Linked DNA regions of Homo sapiens: region 2 is linked to region 1. The links are chromatin loops, found by intact Hi-C in ENCODE. Cell type or tissue: mammary epithelial cell. All regions are shown on one strand. Links, peaks and the distances in the headings refer to the core of each region. The heading gives the core; the rest is flanking DNA. Region 1 has its middle 35 kb from the start of LINC01440. Region 2 has its middle 370 kb from the start of LINC01440.

Evidence for each region. Hi-C counts contacts between places; a loop is a spot of excess contacts. Peaks named below come from ENCODE experiments on the same cell type or tissue, not always from the same donor. Only the 100,000 strongest peaks of a DNase experiment are listed, where the experiment ranks them.
Region 2: a loop joins it to region 1, with 2.4 times the contacts of the local background. A loop is called at or near these places in 2 of 110 quality-filtered maps.

The regions. Positions count from the first base shown.
Region 1 is chr20:55,382,256-55,392,862 of GRCh38, reverse strand. No RefSeq gene overlaps it. Among named protein-coding and RNA genes, the nearest start is that of LINC01440, 35 kb to the left of the region's middle. In mammary epithelial cell, for the core only: no CTCF peak of the experiment used is centred there; a DNase peak (open chromatin) is centred at 5,962.
Region 2 is chr20:55,052,600-55,063,206 of GRCh38, reverse strand. No RefSeq gene overlaps it. Among named protein-coding and RNA genes, the nearest start is that of LINC01440, 370 kb to the left of the region's middle. In mammary epithelial cell, for the core only: a CTCF peak has its summit at 5,214; a DNase peak (open chromatin) is centred at 8,556; H3K27ac peaks cover 254 bases.

The DNA.
Region 1 (10,607 bases), core at 1,110-9,109:
ATTTGAAAGTAAGTTGACTTTATGAGGTGATGAGTTCTCTAAGCGTAATACCCTGCGTCATGAGGTACTTGGGCTTATCTGTCCTAGCAAAAAATCATTTTCAGTCTTCAAGGACTATTCCCGGAGATATCGTGAATAATTCCAAGTCTCTCCTCTGAATGTCCAGGCTCCCCATCTGTGCTCTACTGGAATCTGTCAAGCTCATCGATTTCACTTACACACAAAACCCCTAACTAGTTCTCTTACATAGTCGGGGTTTAAGGGGCAGTCAGCTTTAGGACCAGTTAGTAGGATCACAAACAAGGGTTTTTCCAAGGGATTTGAAAATAGTAAGAGGATAGGAAAATATAAGAAGGAAATAATAGTAGAGAGGTAGGGGAAGACAAAGTATCTCTATTAGTTAGGATTCAGTTAAGCAGTTAATACAGGAAAAAAAAAAAGTATGAGTAGCTTAGAAAAGATCATATTTAACTACCATATCAAATCTCAAGAATCAGTGTTCCAGGGCTGTGACAATGCTGTATGGTATCAGGTGCCCAGACTCCACTCTGTTGCCTTTTATTATCTTACTCCATGGTCCTTTTTACTTCCTTTTCCTATGGTCCAACCCCATGTTGGTTGAGTTCTGGCTATCAGACTTGCAGCAAGGTGGAGGAAAGGAGGTGGAGGTTCTTTTTTTCTTCCATGTGACTCCCTTTTAGGAGACTTCTTGCACATTGTGGTTATTCCCTCTGCTTATATTCCACTTGCCAGAAGTTAACCACATCAGTGCACCAGAGGTGCAGTGTAGACACTTCAGGCAGCCATGTGCTCTGATTATATCATCTATTACTGGGGAAGAAGAGGATAGCAGATTTTGGTAGCAGCTAGCAGGGGTGGTGGGAGAGACTCTGAGAAAATACAGATACTAATATTTTCTACCCAACTGTAACTGAAGAAGAGAAGGGAAACAAAAACAAATGAAGTCTATTTATTTTTTCAAAAGATTAGAGATAAGAGAAAAAGATTCTGACTCCATCATCTACCTGATTCACAGCCATCTCTCTGCCCTTGGTTCTTTGCGATATCTCTAATGACCAAGTAGTGAAGACTCTTCTTCAGCTTCCACTAACCTGAATGATTTTTGTTGAAATTAGGAATATAAATCATTCTATTACAAAGATACATGGACGTGTATGTTCATTGCAGTACTATTCACAATAGCAAAGACATGAAATCAACCCAAATGTCCATCAATGATAGACTGGATTAAGAAAATTTGGTACATATACACCATGGAATACTATGCAGCCATCAAAAGTAACAAGATCACATCTTTTGCAGGGATGTGGATGGAGTAGAAGCCATTATCCTCAGCAAACTAATGCAGGAACAGAAAACCAAACACTGCATTATCTCACTTACAAGTGGGAGCTGAATAATGAGAACACAAGGACACAGGGAGGGGAACAACACACACTGAGCCCTGTTGGTGGGTGGGGTTGGGGGAGGGAGAGCATTAGGAAAAATAGCTAAAGCATGCTGAGCTTAATACCTAGGTGATGGGTTGATAGGTGCAATAAACCACCATGGCACATATTTACGTATGTAACAGACCTGCACATCTTGTACATGTACCCCAGAACTTAAAATAAAAATTAAAATAAAAAAAGAAATCTTCAATGTACACAGTCTCCTGATCTTACTGACATTATTTCTTTTCCAATACTGAAGAAAAATAATGCTGCCATATGACTTCAGGGAAAAGGATTGCTTGGCTCATTCGTGTGAGGGGAGGAAGGGGTAAGATTGTAGAAATTCTCATGTCGACCTTGGATACTTTGCCAGACAGATTCTGGCCTGTGATCTTGGAGAGACACCTGTGCCCTTGGGCAGTCAGCATGGCGACGGAATGGGCCTCACATAGGTCTTATCAGCAGTGGCTTGGCAAAGACTTCCCTCAAGATGCTGGTTGGGCTAGATTGACTGACAATTGTACAAGTTCCAGACATTCTTTTTTTGAAAATCACAAGTACAATTTAGGCTTAAATAAAAAAGAGAAATTCAACTTTGATGTCTTCTGTTTAACCTCTGCTAGTTGCAAACTGCTTGGAACAAGTACCACACTAATATAAACATGTTCAATATCTGTAGACTAAACTTGACTAGGCTCCTTAATAATAAGCACGTATTTATTCCTAGTGGTATTACCAGCTATTAGAATAATGCATGTCATACAGTAAGTGCTTAATAGTTTTTAAAAATTTGGTATGCTGTAGTCATTGAATCAAGACACTTGCCTTAATATACATTATCAAGGGAAAGTGTCAATTATGCAAACATTCTCGGATAGTAAACCAATAGATAAAAATAAATTAAAATATTCATTCAGTAGTTTCTGAATATACATTCAGAATAACAGGCAATAAAAATCCAGTGAAGACCCAAAAAGTGTCTGCACAGGAAATTTGTGGTCACATTTATGCCTTATTCCTCAACCAATTAATTTTCTAGCTCTATTTTTAAATACTTATACTTCTAACCCATAGTATCGTTTTAAAAGTAAACTTAAACAGGAGTTTTAATCGATGGCTTTATGATGGACATTATGAATTTCTTATTTAATCTTGAGAAACCATGCAAATATATGCACAATATATTTTATTGTTCAATGTTTATGGTGATTTGCATAGCCTTATGTTTATTCATGTTACCATTTACAAAACTCATTTGTTCAGCAAATATTTAAGGCCTTTCTGAGTGCCAGGGACTATGGATATTGTGGGAAATAAGACAAGCCCATATTCACCAAGTCACATTATCCCACAGGGAAGTCAAGCATAAAAACGAATTATAGGTGATAGAATGGTAATGACACTATGATAGAATTTATTCACAGGTGATCTAAAGAAATGGGGGTGTCTATTTATTTTGTTTTCTCCAGAGACACAGCTAAGGCCCAACCTAGATGATTAGGTGCTAATGAATGATTTCTGGTGGTAACGATAGACTTGACTTGGAAAGCATAAGATAGATAACCCTTATTTTGGAGCTCTCAGTACTGTCAGTGCAGAGTGAATTTCCCCAGCAAAAGCAAGATTCAATTGAAGAAAATTATTGTTCAGTGAACTGTTGCTCAAACTTGACCCACAATCTTGCAGCCAGGATTGGCTCACTTCAATATCAGATAGAACTTCCTATACAAAAAAGGACTAAAAAAATCCCTTAGGCATCGTGGTTCTTTTCTGTACTCATCCAAAAAGAGAATTTGCCTGTATTTTGAAATGTCTTTGAATGACTGGAAAGAACTAGTAAGATTCATGCCACTGAAAATATGTGCAAATTGTTGAGATTATAGAGGTTAATCATTATTCCAGTGCTCATTGAATCAAAATGGACTTTTCAGTGCTGTGCCATGTTTGTATTTAGGCTGTTCTCTATACACACTGAAAATCCAGTATTCATTCAAACCTACATCTAGTGCCTCTTACTTTTCTTAGCCTTTCTTGATTTTCCAAGGGAAAAGTAGAAAATGTTATTGTTTCTTCTTCTTATTATTATTACTATTATTTTTGAGACAGAGTCTCACTCTGTCGCACAGGCTGGAGTGCAGTGGTGCGATCTCGGCTCACTGCAACGTCCACCTCCTGGGTTCAGGCAATTCTTGTGCCTCAGCATCCTGTGTAGCTGGGATTACAGGTGCCCGCCACCATGCCCAGTGAATTTCTGTATTTTTAGTAGAGACGGGTTTCACCATGTTGGCCAGACTGGTCTCAAATTCCTGACCTCAGGTGATCCACCCGCCTTGGCCTCCCAAAGTGCTGGGATTACAGGCATGAGCCACTGCGCCCAGCCTGTATCTTATTATTGACTTTCTTATAAAGTGATATTCTACCAATAATTGGTAATTAATTTTCTCAACACATTTATTGACAACTACCATATAGTAGTTCGGAAGGATACAGTGGTGACTAAAACAGGTAGTGCCATGGGCCTCATAGACTGACATTTTAGGCCACCAATATATAACTTAATAATTAAATAGATAAGGTTATATAAACAATGGATTGCAGCAAAGCAAATAGAATGCAATAGAGAGTAATGAATGGGTGGATAGAGATTGGAGTCAGGGTTAAGACTGATTTATAAAGGAGAATCAGGACGGGCCTCTCTGGGAAGATGAAATAGATTCTAGTTCACTCACACAACTTTGATCACCCCTACTAAACTATACAATTTTTATATCCCAACATTTGGCCAATAGAAAGGACTCAATAACAATTGTTGAAATGAATCCTGTGGGATAGCCCATTTTCTCAGTGGTGTATAGCAGAACTGTGGGATGCAAGGCAGAGAATGATGAACCATTCAGGCCTGGAAATGTCTCCTCGTAGAGCTACAGTACCAATTATTTATTGATTTATATTATGTGTTGAGATTTGAGAGATAATGGATCGTGACACTTCTTTCCCTCTGAGTTCTGAACCAACTGAAAAATAAAGGGAGGAGTCACACATATGGAAATCAAAATTTCAGCCTCTTTATTCGTTTTTTACAGTAAATGTCTTTACATTGGGAAGTTTTGCTTCAATCTGCAGCCAATGTCAAGCTCTGTAGTGCTTCCTGAGCCTAATCCTTGGGATGAATTATCCCAAGAAGAGTTTCGGTCTCAAGAGCAAAAGAGACACTCCCGCAGACACCCAAAGTCACTTTCTTATGCCGTCAGCTGTTGTCAGTGGGCACATATAGGCCTAATAGTTTACCCAAGGGTGCTTGCAATATGGAAGTAGAAATGTAACCAACACACAGGCAAATTCAAGGAAGAAAAAAGAAGCTGAATCACATATGCTTAGATCCAAATGGCACCAATCTAATAATTGTGGAACTGGATAGTAGGCCAGAGACTGCTCTTCTCACTACTTTTGAAAAAGGTGAGTCTTCTACTTAGGGCCAAAATAGAAACACAGAGAAAAGTGGAAAAGTGGAAACTGTTTTTCCTGCTGAATATTTAGTAGCACCAATAATAAATGATCTATTCTGAAGTCTCAGATGTCTTGGGCATTCTGCAGTACCTTCCAGGTATATTTTTCCCTAGGTTTATATTTATAAACTATAGGTGTGTTGTGGGGATGATCTGAAAGAAGTTATCCTGCCACAGCCAGAAGCAAAACTCTCAGATTTTTTTTTTTTCTTTTTTTTTTTTTGGAGACGGAGTCTCACTCTGTCACCCAGGCTGGAGTGCAATGGTGAGATCTCTGCTCACTGCAGCCTCCGCCTCCCAGGTTCAAGGAATTCTCCTGACTCAGCCTCCCGAGTATCTGGGATAACAGGTGCTCGCCACCACACCCGACTAATTTTTTTTTTGTATGTTTATTAGAAATGGGGTTTCACCATGTTGGCCAGGCTAGTTTCCAACTCCTGACTTCAAATGATCTGCTCACCTCGGCCTCCCAAAAGGGCTGGGATTACAGACATAAGCCACCATGCCTGGCCCAGCTCTCAGATTTTTATAACTTTTTGTTTTTATTTTTTAAAGAGTGAAATTTATTCCTCAAAAAAAAAAGTAAAACAGAATCCTAGCGTGCTAAATACATAAAAAAATCAGGAGGTCCAGTTCAATCGGGATGAGAATACTCAAGGTCTTCTCATTTAGCCATCCCTTCATTTTTAAACATAAGCTTCTGAGCTTCTCTTAAGAATTTTAAGACACGGTGAGAAACACCTTGACTATCCTAGATCCAGGTACTTACAAGGATCATTTACCTATTTAAAAAACTCTCACCCATCAAATACTATCTGAATTGCATGTGAAGTTATTAATGCACAAGAAATAATGCATAACTAAAAAAATAAATAAGTCTATCCTCTGTTTTCATTTTTGTGCTCATTCCCATTGACACTCTCATTTCATTGTAAGCTCTAAGTGTACTCACCAGTTTCTATTGCCTGAACATACCTTGTGGCTTCAGCCTTTGCCCATGATGAGTCAACTTTCTGGAATATCTTTCTCCCTCTAACCTGCTTAAGAAGTTCTGATACATCAGCAGGCCTTATGAAATCTTGCCCTCTGTGCAGCCTTCCTGCTCCCAGCCTTCCTTAATGAACTCAGTAATTTCTGTATGCCTAAATTCACGATCATCTTATAGTGGAATTTTCAGCTCACATTGTGGTCTTTCCACCCACACAAGAAAAGACTATTGCTCCTTTAATGTGCTCCTAAAGATCTCTTTAGACTGGGTTCCTTCCCATCACTCAGATTCAGCAACACTTTTTCAGGGATGCCTTTTTCGATCACTAAACAGAAAGTAGCATTCCCGTCACTTCATCAAGTGGCTTGTTTCATGGTCTTTCTAGCGTTTTTATTTTCTGGAAAGCAGATATTAATTTACATGTCAATCTTCCACAAACTCCATGAGAACACGAACCTTGTTTGCCTTGTTCACTGTTTCATCCTCAGCAGCAAGAATAATTCTTATCACACAATAGTGCTCGATAAATACATGTGAGTAAACTATATATCTCTTAATCATCTTTTTATCCATGCCTACGAGATGGAAGGAACCTACTGGGATTCACTGAATGACTGAACAGGTGGATGAAAGACTTGTCTATGTGGAGATAAAAATGAAACAGAGAGAATCAGAACTGTATATACATTAATAATGAAGATTTCAGGGTCAAAGTTTGTCTTTGGTGATGAAAGAGGCCTTGAAAAATCGGTCAGTGAGGCATACTTCTCCATGAATCATGCATTTCCTCTCTCAGGCATTCCTGCAAACTAATGATCTTTTAAAATCCACTATTGAACAACTGTCAATGTCTCAAACACGTGCCTCTAAATCCCTGTAACGGAATTTAGAGTGAATTTGTATTTGGCATTAGAAAATAAAAGAAAGTAGAATGTTAAGAAAGTTGACATTTCCATCATGAAATTTTTTAGATTAGATGTGTTTAGTTCAAAGTCTTCTGCAAATTCTATCAAATCTAACAGTTTTATAATTTCTTAGGTATTAGATTTTTCTCCAAATAAGATCAAGGTAGAATACAAACTGGGCCCTGGTGAGAAAACCGTTTATGTCCCTATGAGATATCAATTTCTCCTTCACACTTTTGTTGCAGTTTGATGTCATTCATTCCTCTCGTATCACATTTGTCATAACAAGGTATTTAGCATAGACATTTACGACATAGAGCCGTGTAGCCATTGGCTAGGTTAAGATGACACCCAGTGGTGTTGGTCTCTCAAAGACCCTCAGGGGGAAGCTTATTGGTTGACTAACAATTTTAGATTAAAATAGGCTGGATATTGTTTATAAATAATAATACACATTATATCACTCTGGATCCACTGAATTCATTTATGAAAACCAGTAAGAATGTGAAGTCAGTATCTGCCTTCCTTCTTTTTTATTTTTACTTATTTTCATTAGTCTGGTAGCAACTGTGGTCCACCTGAGGAGGCTATTGGAGTGGAGTGGAATGAGAAGATAGTCTGGTAAGCTTTCTCACTGTCTGAGAATGGACAACCAAAAATGGAAAGGGAGAAAAGCTAGAATGAACTTTGCATGTTGGCTGGAATTGGAGGTATTTACATAAACTCTCGCCCCTCCTGTCCTAAGATCACTGGCATCCCAGTAGTGATGGGTGCAACTATGTCCAGGTCTTGGACCATTTCTCTACTGGAAGCAACCAGGCCTTGTCAAGGACACAGTCAACTCCCAGGTCGAGGTCCGGAAAAGAATAATCCCAAAGCACTTTGTTGTACCAGAAAGTAAGGAAGTCCTCAAAGAATGAAGAAGACTTGTAAAAAAAAAAAAATACAGACAGTTTGAAGGGGTTCTCACTGGATACAACCTGGGACTGTTTAATCCTCAAAATGAATAAAATACAATTTTAAGAGATTATAACTCACTAAATTAAACAGAAATCCACAAGTTTATACTAATATGAATAGATGTATGAATAAAAAGGGGGTGATGTCCTTCTACACAATAGAATGCAAACTAATGGCTGTAGAAAATGATGAAATAGAAAATCTAAATTTTACGGTTATAATCATGGTCATAATTGATTCAGAAAAGGCATATCAATGCTGCTAAAACCAGTGGTGAAAGTGAGAAGAATGGAGTTTTGTTTAGTATCAAATTATCTCTCCACAAAATATTATGAAATATAAGGGGTATATAACTTTCTATGGGCACCAAACTAGGCAGGCCCCATATTAATGAAGGGAACAGAATTTACATCACCAGAAGTGGCACAAACATGCCTCATCAGCCATGGGATAGGGTACAAGCTGCAGAAGAAAACACCATATCTGTTTTAATGTGTTTTTGTTTTATGTTTTGTTTATGTTTAATGTGTTTTAATGCATTAAAAAATGCATACTTGAATCTAATCACGAAGAAAACCAGAGAACCCCCAGCGGAGGGTCATTCCACGAAATGACTGGCATGCAAACTTAGAGAATGAAAGTCCAGGAAGTTCAGGAACCAGTCCCAGATTGCAGGAGATCAGAGAGCTGACAACTGGGTATCATGTCCGATTCTGGGTTTCATTCTTTTTCTTCAAAGGAAATTAATGAGACAATTAGAGAAACTTAAAAAGAGCCTCTAAGCAAAGGGTGTACGGGAATTCTGTATACTATTCTTTTAATTTGTCTGTAACTTTGAAATTGTTTCATAATTATATATACACTTCTATGTGCTAGGGACACTTATGATAAACTGCTCTTTATTTTGTATCTTTTACAATTTCCTGTGTGTATTTTCTCCTGTTTTGAACCATTACGCAACAAACATTTATTAGATATATTGTAGTCATCCATTAACATCATAATTATAATTGAGTAAACATCAAATTTATTACCATGTCTTAAAGCATGACTTATTAGCCCACCTCTCCCCACCCGTCTTGTTTTATCACACGTTACTCATGCTTATCTCCTTCCCGTACTATAACTTATGTTAATGGGTCTCTGCAGATACTTTTCCTTTGCCTGGAATACTCTTCCTGTTGTTTCACATGGCTGTCTTGTACCCATCCTTCCATTCCTTCAGTTCTCAAAAAAAATCACATATGACCTTCTAGCTATCCCATCTCTTAAAAATACCACCAATTATCTCCACAAAATCTTATTACAGTTTTATCCTGTCACAGGACCTGAAGTATGACTCCTCCATAGAGCTTCTCCATCTATTCTGTTTATTTGCTTCTTTATTCAGCTGTTTGTTTTCCATTTCACTATGTTTTAAGTTCCATAAGGAGAGTGATTCTGTCTTTCTTGTTTACAACTATATCTTCAAAGCCTAGCATGATGCTTGAGTGTTAGGAGATACCTGATAAATATTCGCTCAATTAATCAAGTCTGCACCAGCATGCATGAGATTTGTCATTCCCTCTCTGCATTTGTTTCACTCAACTCTGTATCTCTAACATCTAATTACACGTTCAACACATGTTTGATGAATGAATGAATGAATGAATGCATGAAGAAATGAATGACAGAAGCTTGGCCTGGGATAATGAGGCAGTGGTTAACTAGAAGAAATAATTGCCAGTGGTTGTAGTTTCAGTCAATTAATTAACTCAAAATTTTATATATTTTTAGGCAAATTTAAGGGGACATGCTGCTATTTTTCTCAGATGATCTCATATGAATGTTGTACAATCCTCTGTTGAAGGAGAAAGGTAACAGAGAACACATAGCTCATCTTTAAGTTCAGACATACAAAAATATCATAACCTTAAAGTTCTGAAAACATCAATGTTCTCACTTTAAAAATGAGGCCAAGATGTCAAAAGTATCTGATGGCAGGGCTACAAATGTATTTTTTATTTTGTTCAGTACTTTTACAATGAGGAATAAATTCACAGGACTCAACAGAACATAGTTTAACAAAAGAAAAAAGTTGTAAAGTACCTTAAAAAATCTAGACACCTTATCCAAAATTTGAGATATGCACAGTTTAGAAAATACGTCAGAAAACACATAGAGTAAGTTAAAAAGTCACTCAGTAATGATTCATTGAAAACTTACTACATGAAAGGTCTAATGTAGGAACTTTGGATATGTGGGGAGACATGTGGAAGAGACATTAACAATATGACCTTAGTTCCTGGATCCAAATCCTGGGCTTCTCAATCATGTGAGTGCACATGTGTGTGTGTATTTAACATGTTTGAATTGGATTTCTGTCATTGACTTTAAAGCCATTAAAACTATTCTGTTCCCATGGTTTGGGTGTGAGGTTCCATTCTGTGCCAAATAAAAGTCTCCTATCATTTTTCTAGCAAGTGTGTTCATAGAAGTTAAGGCCAATGACTATAGAGTGGAAGAATCTTCAGTCCAATATCATGGTTGGAAACTTGGTCACCAGAGTTGGTGTTTGCTGTGTCACACTACATATGGGTAGGAACAGGATTATAACCATCCCCTGTACCTCCACAGATTTTAGATCTAACTCTCAATCTTCACAATTTTTATGCAAAGAAAAGTAGAACAGAAAAGACCAGCAGACAGGTCAAGGTTTTTGTTCAAGTTTGCTGAATGTAAACAGGATAATTCCAGAATTTGACCTATGCCCATCAGTCTACAGGTGGTGTTTAATTCTGAAACCACAAAACCT
Region 2 (10,607 bases), core at 1,641-9,640, 330 kb after region 1:
CAAACCACGGCTCAAGAAAATCAGAGAGGACACAAACAAATGGAAAAACATTCCATGCTCATAAATAGGAATAATCAATATTGTGAAAATGGCGATACTGGCCAAAGCAATTTATAGATTCAATACTATTCCCATTAAACTACCATTGACATTCTTCACAGAATTAGAGAAAACTATTTTAAAATATATATGGAACCAAAAATGAGCTTGTATGGCCAAGCTGATTCTAAGCAAAAAGAATAAAACTAGAGGTATCACACTACCCAACTTTAAGCTATATTTCAAGGCTACACTAACCAAAACAGCATGGTACTGGAAAAAAAAACAGACACAGAGACTAATGGAACAGAATGGAAAACTCAGAAATAAGACTAGACATCTACAACCATCTGAACTTTAACAAACCTGACCAAAACAAGCAATGGAGAAAGGATTTCCTATTTAATAAATGGTGCTGGGAGAACTGACTAGCCATATGCAGAAAATTGAAACTGGGCCCCTTCCTTACAGTTTATACAAAAATTAACTCAAGATGGATGAAAGGTTTAAATGTGGGCCGGGTGCAGTGGCTCACACCTGTAATCCCAGCACTTTGGGAGGCCAAGGCGGGTGGATCACCTGAGGTCTGGAGTTCAAGACTAGCCTGGCCAACATGGTGAAACCCCGTCTCCACTAAAAATACAAAAAATTAGCCTGGTGTGGTGGTGGGTGCTTGTATTCCCAGCTACTCGGGAGGTTGAGGCAGGAGAATTGCTTGAACCCAGAGAGAGGAGGTTGCAGTGAGCCAAGATCATGCCATTGCACTCCAGCCTGGGCAACAAGAGCAAAACTCCATCTAAAAAAAATTAAATAAATAAATGTAAAACTCAAAACTATAAAAACCCTTGAAAATCTAGGCAATACCATTCAGGACATAAACATGGGCAAAGATTTCATGATGACAATGCCAAAAGCAAATTCAACAAAAGCAAAAATTGACAAATGATATCTAAATAAACTAAAGAGCTTCTGCACAGCAAAAGAAACTATCATCAGAAAGAAGAGACAACCTACAGAATGGGAGAAAATTTTTGCAATCTATCCATCTGATAAAGGTCTAATATCCAGAGTCTACAAATAACTTAAACAAATTTACAAGAAAAAAAAACCCATTAAAAATTGGGCAAAGGACATGAGCAGACATTTCTCAAAAGAAGACACTTATGCAGCCACAAACATATGAACAAAAGCTCAACATCTTTGTTCATCAGAGAAATGCAAATCAAAACCACAATAAAATACCATCTCACACCAGGCAGAATGGCAATTATTAAAAAGTCAATAAACATCAGAGCTGTGTGTCTGAAAGAAAAAAAAGTAAAGAAACAACAGATGCTGGTGAGGCTTAGAGAGAGAGGAATGCTTTTACACTGTTGGTGGGAGTGTAAATTAGTTTAACCATTGTGAAAGATGGTGTGGCAATCAATTCCTCAAAGACCTAGAACCAGAAATACCATTTGACCCATCAATCCCATTACTGGATATACGCCCAAAGGAATATAAATCATTCTGTTGTAAAGATACATGCACACATATGTTCACTGCAGCATTATTCACAACAGCAAATATATGGAATCAACCCAAATGTCCATCAATCATCGACTGGATTAAAAAAAGTGTGGTACATATACACCATGGAATACTATGCAGCCATAAAAAGAAATGAGATCATGTCCTTTGCAGGGACATGGATGGAGCTGGAAGCCATTATCCTCAGCAAACTAACAGAGGAACAGAAAACCAAACGCTGCATTTCTCACTTGTAAATGGGAAGTGAACAATGAGAACACATGGATAACAGGGCAACAACACACACTGGGGCCTGTCTGTGGGGGATAATCGGCGGAAGGAGAGCATCATGAAAAATAGGAAATTCATGCTGGGCCAACCCATCACGTGTTTTTCTATGTAACAAACCTGCATATCCTGCACATGCACCCAAGAACTTAAATGAAAGAAAAAAACAATTCTAATGAAAGAGATGTTGTTTTATCTCTCAACCAGATACTACCACTATTGAGAAAGAAAAATGTTATGAAATGTTAATGAAAGATAGTTTCTAATACAATTCATAAAAGTGTGTGTATAACATAGTCTACATTTATGCAAATGAGAAAAATTTGTACACATACATATTTATAAAAGCACATACACATAAAAGGAAAGAAAAGCTAGAAGAATCTACATCAAATGATACAATATTTGACTAAGGAAAAGGCTATGCACTGCTTTATACTTATTTTATCATTCCATTTTATTCTCCAAATCAATAAACATGTATTACTCTTATATGATGGGGGGAAAGTTACTTTAAAATATTAGTAAATAAAATATTACTAAGGTGCAGAATACTTGAAAACCCATACAACCAAAAACAATATGAGTTCAATTTCCTGTTAATCAAATATCCATTGGTATTTCATGATGAATTATAATCATACATTTTAGGCTTGAGAGAAAACCGAAATTAAATTCCTCTTGAACTTTACAGAACATGGTTGAACAGACAGAACTGAAAGTCCTTTAAAATGACAGCGATAGGGATGGACCAAACAGTCGAAACTCCACCACGTCTCCCTGCTTAAACTTTCTCAACAAAGCCCTCAACTTCCCTGCGTCAGAGGAGGATACTCCTTTTTGACACGCATATCAGTGTCAACAATATCATTAGAACAACCAATGCTTTTGATGAGCAAATTTCGACTGATGAATGTGCTAGGTTTTTACCTTGATACTGCTTTCATTTTCTCCTAAAACTGCTAAACAGGAGAGTAGCAAAGTGTAGCAAAGTGTACCAATCAACCTCAGCTACTGATAATCAAGATGTATTCTGACATGATTGAAGAATCTTGGCACTGTGGGCCAGCAATTTGTTTCCTGTGGGAAGTCTCCTCAATGAACTACGTGTCCTTAATTGTTTTAAATCCACTTTCTTTTTTGATTACAGTGCATCAAAGTTTCTTCTGGTCCTTTGATTTTTATCCTTCCTCTATTCCATTAGTAAACATGAATATTATTCTGTTTCACAATCTGAATTTCAAAAAAAAAATGATGTATTTGATTTCTCTCACCAATATGCTACCATCATGGTCAGAAAAATACCACCATACCACTGAAATGCAAATTAAATGAAACCTTCTCTATGGAAAAATAGAAGATTGTCTCACATTTATTTAACATTTCACTTCAGAGAAATCCTAAGGAAGGGACATGCTTGGAGCTGTTCCCTAGTCACCAATCTCATACCCTGAGAGCAGTCATATATTTTCAGGATTAATTTTTGTTATTGCTGTCATCTTATTTGTCCATAATTCTCCATTTGTATTTTTCAGCCGAAAGGAATAATGGAACGTAAAGCCAAGTGAGAGAACCTCGCACAAAGAAGGTGTATAGAAAATATGACTGGAGCCAAAGAGGGGGCATGTTTTGTCATCCCCAAACCATACCACGGAGACGACCTCTAACATGACCTGCTATTTAAATGTTTATGATAAATTTTAAAAGAAGAACAACATGAAAAAAGAACCACTCTTAAAATCATAATATTCTTGGCCGGGCGCAGTGGCTCAAGCCCGTAATCCTAGCACTTTGTGAGGTCGAGGCGGGCGGATCACAAGGTCAAGAGATCAAGACCATCCTGGCCAACATGGTGAAACCCCGTCTCTACTAAAAAAATACAAAAATTAGCTGGGCATGGTGGTGCACACCTGTAGTCCCAGCTACTCAGGAGGCTGAGGCAGGAGAATTGCTTGAACCCAGGAGGTGGAGGTTGCAGTGAGTTGAGATCGCACCACTGCACTCCATCCTGGCGACAGAGAGAGACTCCGTCTCAAAAAAAAAAAAAAATAATAATATTTTTAGGCAAAAACTTAGATCCTTCAAGACCTAAAGCCACAGTGGTCCTCTTGCCTTCAAAATTCTTTCCTATCTTCCAATGTCATCTCCTGCTTCTCCCTCTCAATCTCTATGCCAGGGGTCAGCAAATTCTGTCTGCCACCTGGTTTTATAAATAAAGTTTTATTGTAGCACAGTCATACTTATTTGTTTACACATCGCATATGGCTGTTTTCATGCTTCAACAGTAGGGTTGGATAGCAGATACCATATGGCTTACAAGGCCATGAACATTTATAAACTTTCTTAACTCCTTCTCTAAGCTCTTACCAAATGTGTTTTTTGAACTTCTAGCCACAGCCCTTCTGAGAATCCTTTCCCCTAAAATACACTTCCTCCTAGCGTGCTGTATAGCTAATTTCTCCCTATCTTTCAGGTTAATTTTTTAACATCTCTATCTTTTCCAAATTACATCTTACGTGTCATTTGCCTCAAAGCCCTTGCCATAATTTATATTTTTAATTGATTGTTTTGCTTCTCATCTAGAATATGTTATCCTTAATTTTATTTCCAATCCCAGCTACATATTTAGCATATAGGCTGCTTATCAAATATATGTTGAATCAAGGCTAAGTACAGTGCAAGGACTCAATAAAGAGTTAGGGGTGAAAGCCTTGGATGATACAGTAGCTCTCCAATAAATATGTACTGAATGAAAGGAGGACAGAAAAAAGCAATAAGAGGAAAATTTGCTCCATGATAAATATAATAGCTGTGTCTTTATCTACGAATGTAAACATTTTCCCCAGACAATGGAGCATAAGAGCTTGGAGTCCCAGTTTCCTTTTCTGGCACTATCACTTGCTGTCTGACTCTAGACTGGCCTCTGAAGTCGTTCCTGTTTCAGAATTTACATCTATAAAAAGAGAAGTTTGAAATAGAAGATTCAAAGTCCCTATGATTTTTAATATTTGATGATTCAATAAAAACTCAACATGATTTTTATAGGCTAGTTTTTAAGCACAATGCAGTAGACAGTTCTTGTTCTTGGCTGTCCCATTTGTTTGAGACTTGATTTTCCTGTGGGGTACCATGTAAGTCCTGTGAGTTAACCTTATTATGCTCTAGCTCTGGCTGTGGGTACATGAAATACATTTGATTCATCAAAGGGTTCCATGACTTGAGCATATTAATTGGGTATTTTATGTGTTTAACACTCAAGATAGGCCAATGAGACTTAATTCTAGGACTTCAGATAAAATAATCAAAAAGAGAACTCACTTTCTGTTGGCATTATGAACTGTAAAATAATACAAATCTGTCGCTGCAGGAAGCCACCATGTGGAGAGAGCTGGGCGATGCAGGAGGCCAAAAAATAGAGTGGCTAAGTTAAGAGACAGCAAGGGAAACACATTATCTAAAAATCCTAAAATCCTCTGGAACCAGCCATCCCTGAAGCATAAAACACATTGGACTGTTAGTCATGATGAATTTAGTTTCTTTTACTTTAAGCCAGAGTCCTGGACAACACAATCAGATTATTTCTGCTTTCATGCACTCAAGGATGCATGATGTTTACATCTTTACTCCCTGTTCGTCTCTTCTCCTCCCATTCTCGTTGACAATTCCACATCTCTGACATCTGATCACCAGCAAAAGCTTCAACCAATGGAAGATATAAAACTGGACATAGAAAGAGATAGTTCCTCATTCTAAGAATTTGGATATTTATCAACGGTGATTATCTTGTGTAAATCATTAGAAATAATTGAGTTGCTAGGAAGAAACTTACTATCACTGTGCCACCAATGTCTCATGAAAATGAGATGGCTCTAGCTCCATTAGGTTTAAGCTGAGATAAAAAGTAGCCTAGGATGTTTACCTTTCTAACTTTAAAGAGACCCAGTGGAGAGAAATCAAATCACACTGTGATTATTGAACATTTCAAGCACTGGAAACCACAGGCTTGCTGAGCTCCGAATGTTCTGCGTTGAAAACTTATCAACACTTAACTAGTAGAAGTAGAGACTGACATACAATTAAATTTAGACTTCCTGGTCATGATATGGAAAAGCAGGGATCTCATGAGACCTTTCTTTGTATAGTTCAAATTTTACACATTTTTTCATCTCATAATTTTCTCATAATTTTCTGAGTTAAAGAATAATAACCTCATTATACAGATATGACACACATAAGGTTAAGTGGCTTGTAGAAGAGCAGCAATTCTTAATATCTTGTTAAATATTAAGAATATCATCTGAAGTTTAAAAATTAGATTAAGATTATGAAAAACTTGATAAAACCTGTGGATATTCTTCTCAGACAACATTTGTACACATAAGTAAAATCTGATACAAAATCAGAAGTCATGGATCCCTAAAGCCCAGTTTTTGTCAGCCACTGAAAATTTCAGGATTTTTTTCATAGTGTAGCAATATTGTGGAAAAAACAAATTCACCCTCCCTGAAGGATCAGTTTCACTAATAATTTCAATGGTTTAAAAAGCCCTGTGCTTTGAAGGAAACCAACCCTGTTACACTACTCATATCTCATAGTTGTCCAGAGGTCTTTCTCTAACAGAGAATTATCTCTAGGGATGGTTTTTATCTCTTGGTCACTAAATAACATAGCAAAGTTCTGGAGGAGTCAATGAAGGAAGACAGGAAAAGAAGCAGTAATATTGGACCCAAGCTCAGTTATGATTATTGGACCCATGTTTTTCATAATATTGGACTCTTTGGAGTACCTAGATTGTAAGAAATGTTAGCCACAAAGAAATCATAACTATTGGCTCCCCTTCTAGAAGTCTACCATATGATGATGGCCATTGTTTAATAACCTGAATACATATCTTCACTGAGATGAAAGCTGCATATTAAAATTTAACTAAATGCAAAGTTTATTCTCATCAGTAAAAACATGTAAGTCATGTCCCATTATTCCTCCTTTTATTTTATTGTTTATTTTTATTTTTTGAGATGGAGTTTCCCTCTTGTTTCCCAGGCTGGAGCGCAATGGGGCAATCTCGGCTTAGTACAACCTCTGTCTCTCAGATCCAAGCGATTCTTCTGCCTCAGCCTCACAAGTAGCTGGGATTACAGGCATGTGCCACCATACCCGGCTAATTTTGTATTTTTAATAGAGACGGGGTTTTGCCATGTTGGTCAGGCTAATCTTAAACTCCAGACCTCAGATGATCCACCCTCCTCAGCCTCCAAAAGTGCTGGGATTATAGACATGAACCACCAGGCCCAGCCAACCATTATTCTTCCTTTTTAAAGTGAAAATTGCAGTTGTTCATTAGTCCACTTATCTAACTATGGCTTAGCTCTGTGCCTCTCAAACATTTTAAATTTCCAGTGCCTAGACGTTGAAGAAATGAAGAAGTAAAGAAGGAAGGAAGAAAAGGAAGAAGGGAGGAAAGGAGGGAAAGAGGAGATGGAAAGGCAGGCAGGCAGGAAGGAAGGAAGGAAGCAAGCATCTGTGATATCTTTGCAGAGGCTGAAATAATGAATGAATGAACAAATGCAAACATCTTTTCCTTACTGTCAGTGTTTAGTAGCTAGCATTTATTGAGCTCTTACTATATACTAGACATTGTGCTGCAGGCCTTTGATGCATTTTATCATTTCCTGTTTATAATAATCAAATGAGGGAGGTATTCACATTTTCCACGCTGGACAATTTAACTCACATAGTCAACATTACAAAGTAAATGGCAGATTGTGATTCAAATTTATGTCTTAGAAAATATTTTTAGAAGTTTTCTCTCTGACATGGGTCCAATATTACTGCTTCTCTTCCTGTCTTACTTCATTGACTCCTCCAAAATTTGATGATGTTGTTTAGTCACTAAGAGATAAAAAACATATCCCCTATGGATAATGCTTTATGAGGGAAAGGCCCCTGGACAACTATGAGATATGAATAGGGTAACACGGTTGGTTCCCTTCCAAGCATATGGCTTTTTAAACCATTGAAATTATTAGTGAAAGCTGATCCTTCAGGGAAGGTGAATTTGTTTTTTCCACAATATTGCTACACTATTGAAAGAAAACTCTGAAATTTTCAGTGTCTGACAAAAACAAGGGCTTACTTTTCTCATTCATAGATTTCAGGTCTGTGGGGTTTGGCTCATTTGCTTGGGCTGGGTTGGGCTGGGCTCTAGGCTGTGGGTTGGGTTTAGTTCTACTCTGCATGCCTTCAATATTCAGGGTCTAGCAGCTGCCCACTGAATGTCCTTTTCATGGGAGATCATGGGAACACAAGAGAAAAACACAAACTATTCAAATACATTTACAGCTTGGTTAGTACTATTAACCTTAATATCTCCATAATCAAAGCAAGTTATTCAGGCAAGCCCAGTGTTAAAGAGCATGGAAATATACATAATCTATCATTAAGTCATAGTAAATGTAGGGAAATGGAATTCCATAACAGGAAAGAGGAACCAATTGGAAACCATAATGAAATCTACTACAGGAGGTCGAGGAAGCATTTTTGAGAATTTCCATGCGTCTCCAGTACAATTTGATCAATTTAACTGGATGAAAAGCTATTAAAGGGCTATTTGATATTGCTCCTGAGTATCTCCACAGTATTAATTCTTCCATGCATACTTTCTGACAAATAATTTCCAGCTCAGTATGAAATGACTTGCACATTAAGGAATGCATTTGGAGGCAGGAGGGAGAAGGTGCTTATAATAACTTCCACCTACATTACCAATTAGTCACTTGGAAACAATACAGTATAGTATTTGAAAGATTGACTTCTTGAGTCAAGACAGCATTTGAATTCTGACTCTGCCATTTACTAGTTGTGTTACCTCTGTCGGGTTACTTAACCACCTTAACTAGTGCCTTCTTTTTGCAAAATGGAGATAATGATATTACCCACCTTTTATGCCAGAATAATGTCCCCCAAAAAGGACATTCACCTCCTAATCTCTGGGACCTGTGAATATGTGATGCCACGTGGCAAAACGAGCTTTGCAGATATAATTGAATATACTAATCAATGATCTTAAAATAGAGAGATTACCCTGGGTTATCTGGGTTGGCCCAATCATGAGTCCTTAATTAGAGAGAACTTTCTGCACCTGGAGGCAGGGCAAAGTGGCAGTAGTCAGAGAGATTCCAAGCAGAAGGCTTTGATACTCTAGCTAGCTCAGAGATGCAGAGGGGCTACTTGCAGGGGCTGGACAGAGGCTTCCATTAGTTAAAGATGGTCACAGATGACAGCCAGGAAGGAACCGGGGACCTCAGTCCTGTAACCACAAAGAACCAGATTCGGTCAACACCATGAATGCGCATGATATCAGGTTCCTTCCCCAGAGCATCCAGTTAGGAACAACGCACTGCAAACACCTTGCTTTTAGTCCAGCAAAACGTGTGTTGGACTTCAGACCTACAGAACTGTGAAATAATACAACGGTGTTATTTCAGGTCAAAGTTTGTGATAATTTGTTGCAGCAACAATAGAAAACTGATACCCAACCTCATGCTATTGTGGTGAGAATCCAATGATGTAACAGGTGTACAGCTCTAAGTATCTGTTAACAGTTTTATTTGTGTGTGTAATTCCTGCAGATTCTTACTCTTTAAAAACATCCAAACTGGAGTGCAATGTCTCAAACTCTCCTGGCATAAAAATATCATTAGCAGAAGTTTTTTGGGTTCTAGCTAATTAGATATGATACCTAACAAGCAGTCCACTTTCTGTATTTGTGTGCACAAAGCCGTCTGCTGCCTGGATACTACAGAAAACAAGTTGCTACAAATCCAACCACTGTAACTTCTCATTAAGTTTCCCTGGTGACTGGCCATCAGTAAAAGCCTTTCTTTACCTTGAAATGCAAATGTTAACATTTCTCACCAACAAACCATGCAAGATAAGATTCTAAATTATGGTTACAGAACATAGGAGAATGGGCAACCTGATTTTCTACACCATTCCTCTCCTCCAAAATCTCCTTCTCTTCCCATGTGATTCATTAATTATTTTAGTTTTTCTCCCCTAAACACCTTTCATAGGAAAGTTGAAAAGATGAATTTGGAAAATCTAGAGTCAGAATAATTTGATTATGAAAGGAAAACACACACACACACACACACACACACACACACGGAGTCAATAAAGGCAAGTTTGAGAGCCAAGAATACTTGGAAACCAGATTATTCGTGTCTTTCTGCAAACAGGTGCATTTCATTTGCATGATGCAGTAAGCATCTCAAACAGATGGGTAATCATGTGGGAGAAATGGCTATCGATAGCCATGCATAGGAAAGAAAATGGAGCTGCTGGTGTTGTGTTACCTCTTCAATCCAGCATTTTGCAACCCTGATTTTTTTTAATCCCACCACTATATATTTTAGTAGAAGGAAGCTACTTGTTTTTTGGGGGAGTGGGGCATCAGAAAAATTGTGCCAACTCACATCACCCCACATTGAAACGTCTGGTGTGTTTGGTAAATAATGATGATTTCAGAAACGACCTGCTGCTCCGAGTGGGATTTAAGCAAATCTCCTTCTTCCTTATTTAGCAAATTATAATTGTGTTGGGGCTTCCAGAGGGCCAGGAAGGGATATTGAGTCATACTAACCAAGCCTGCAGCAGCAACAAAATCATAGTGGGGAAGTGCTACTAAAAGCTTTCATTTTCTGTTACTCTTACCTAAGTTACCACAGTTTGGGCCTGGACAAACAATTGCCATGGCAACCATTATCTCC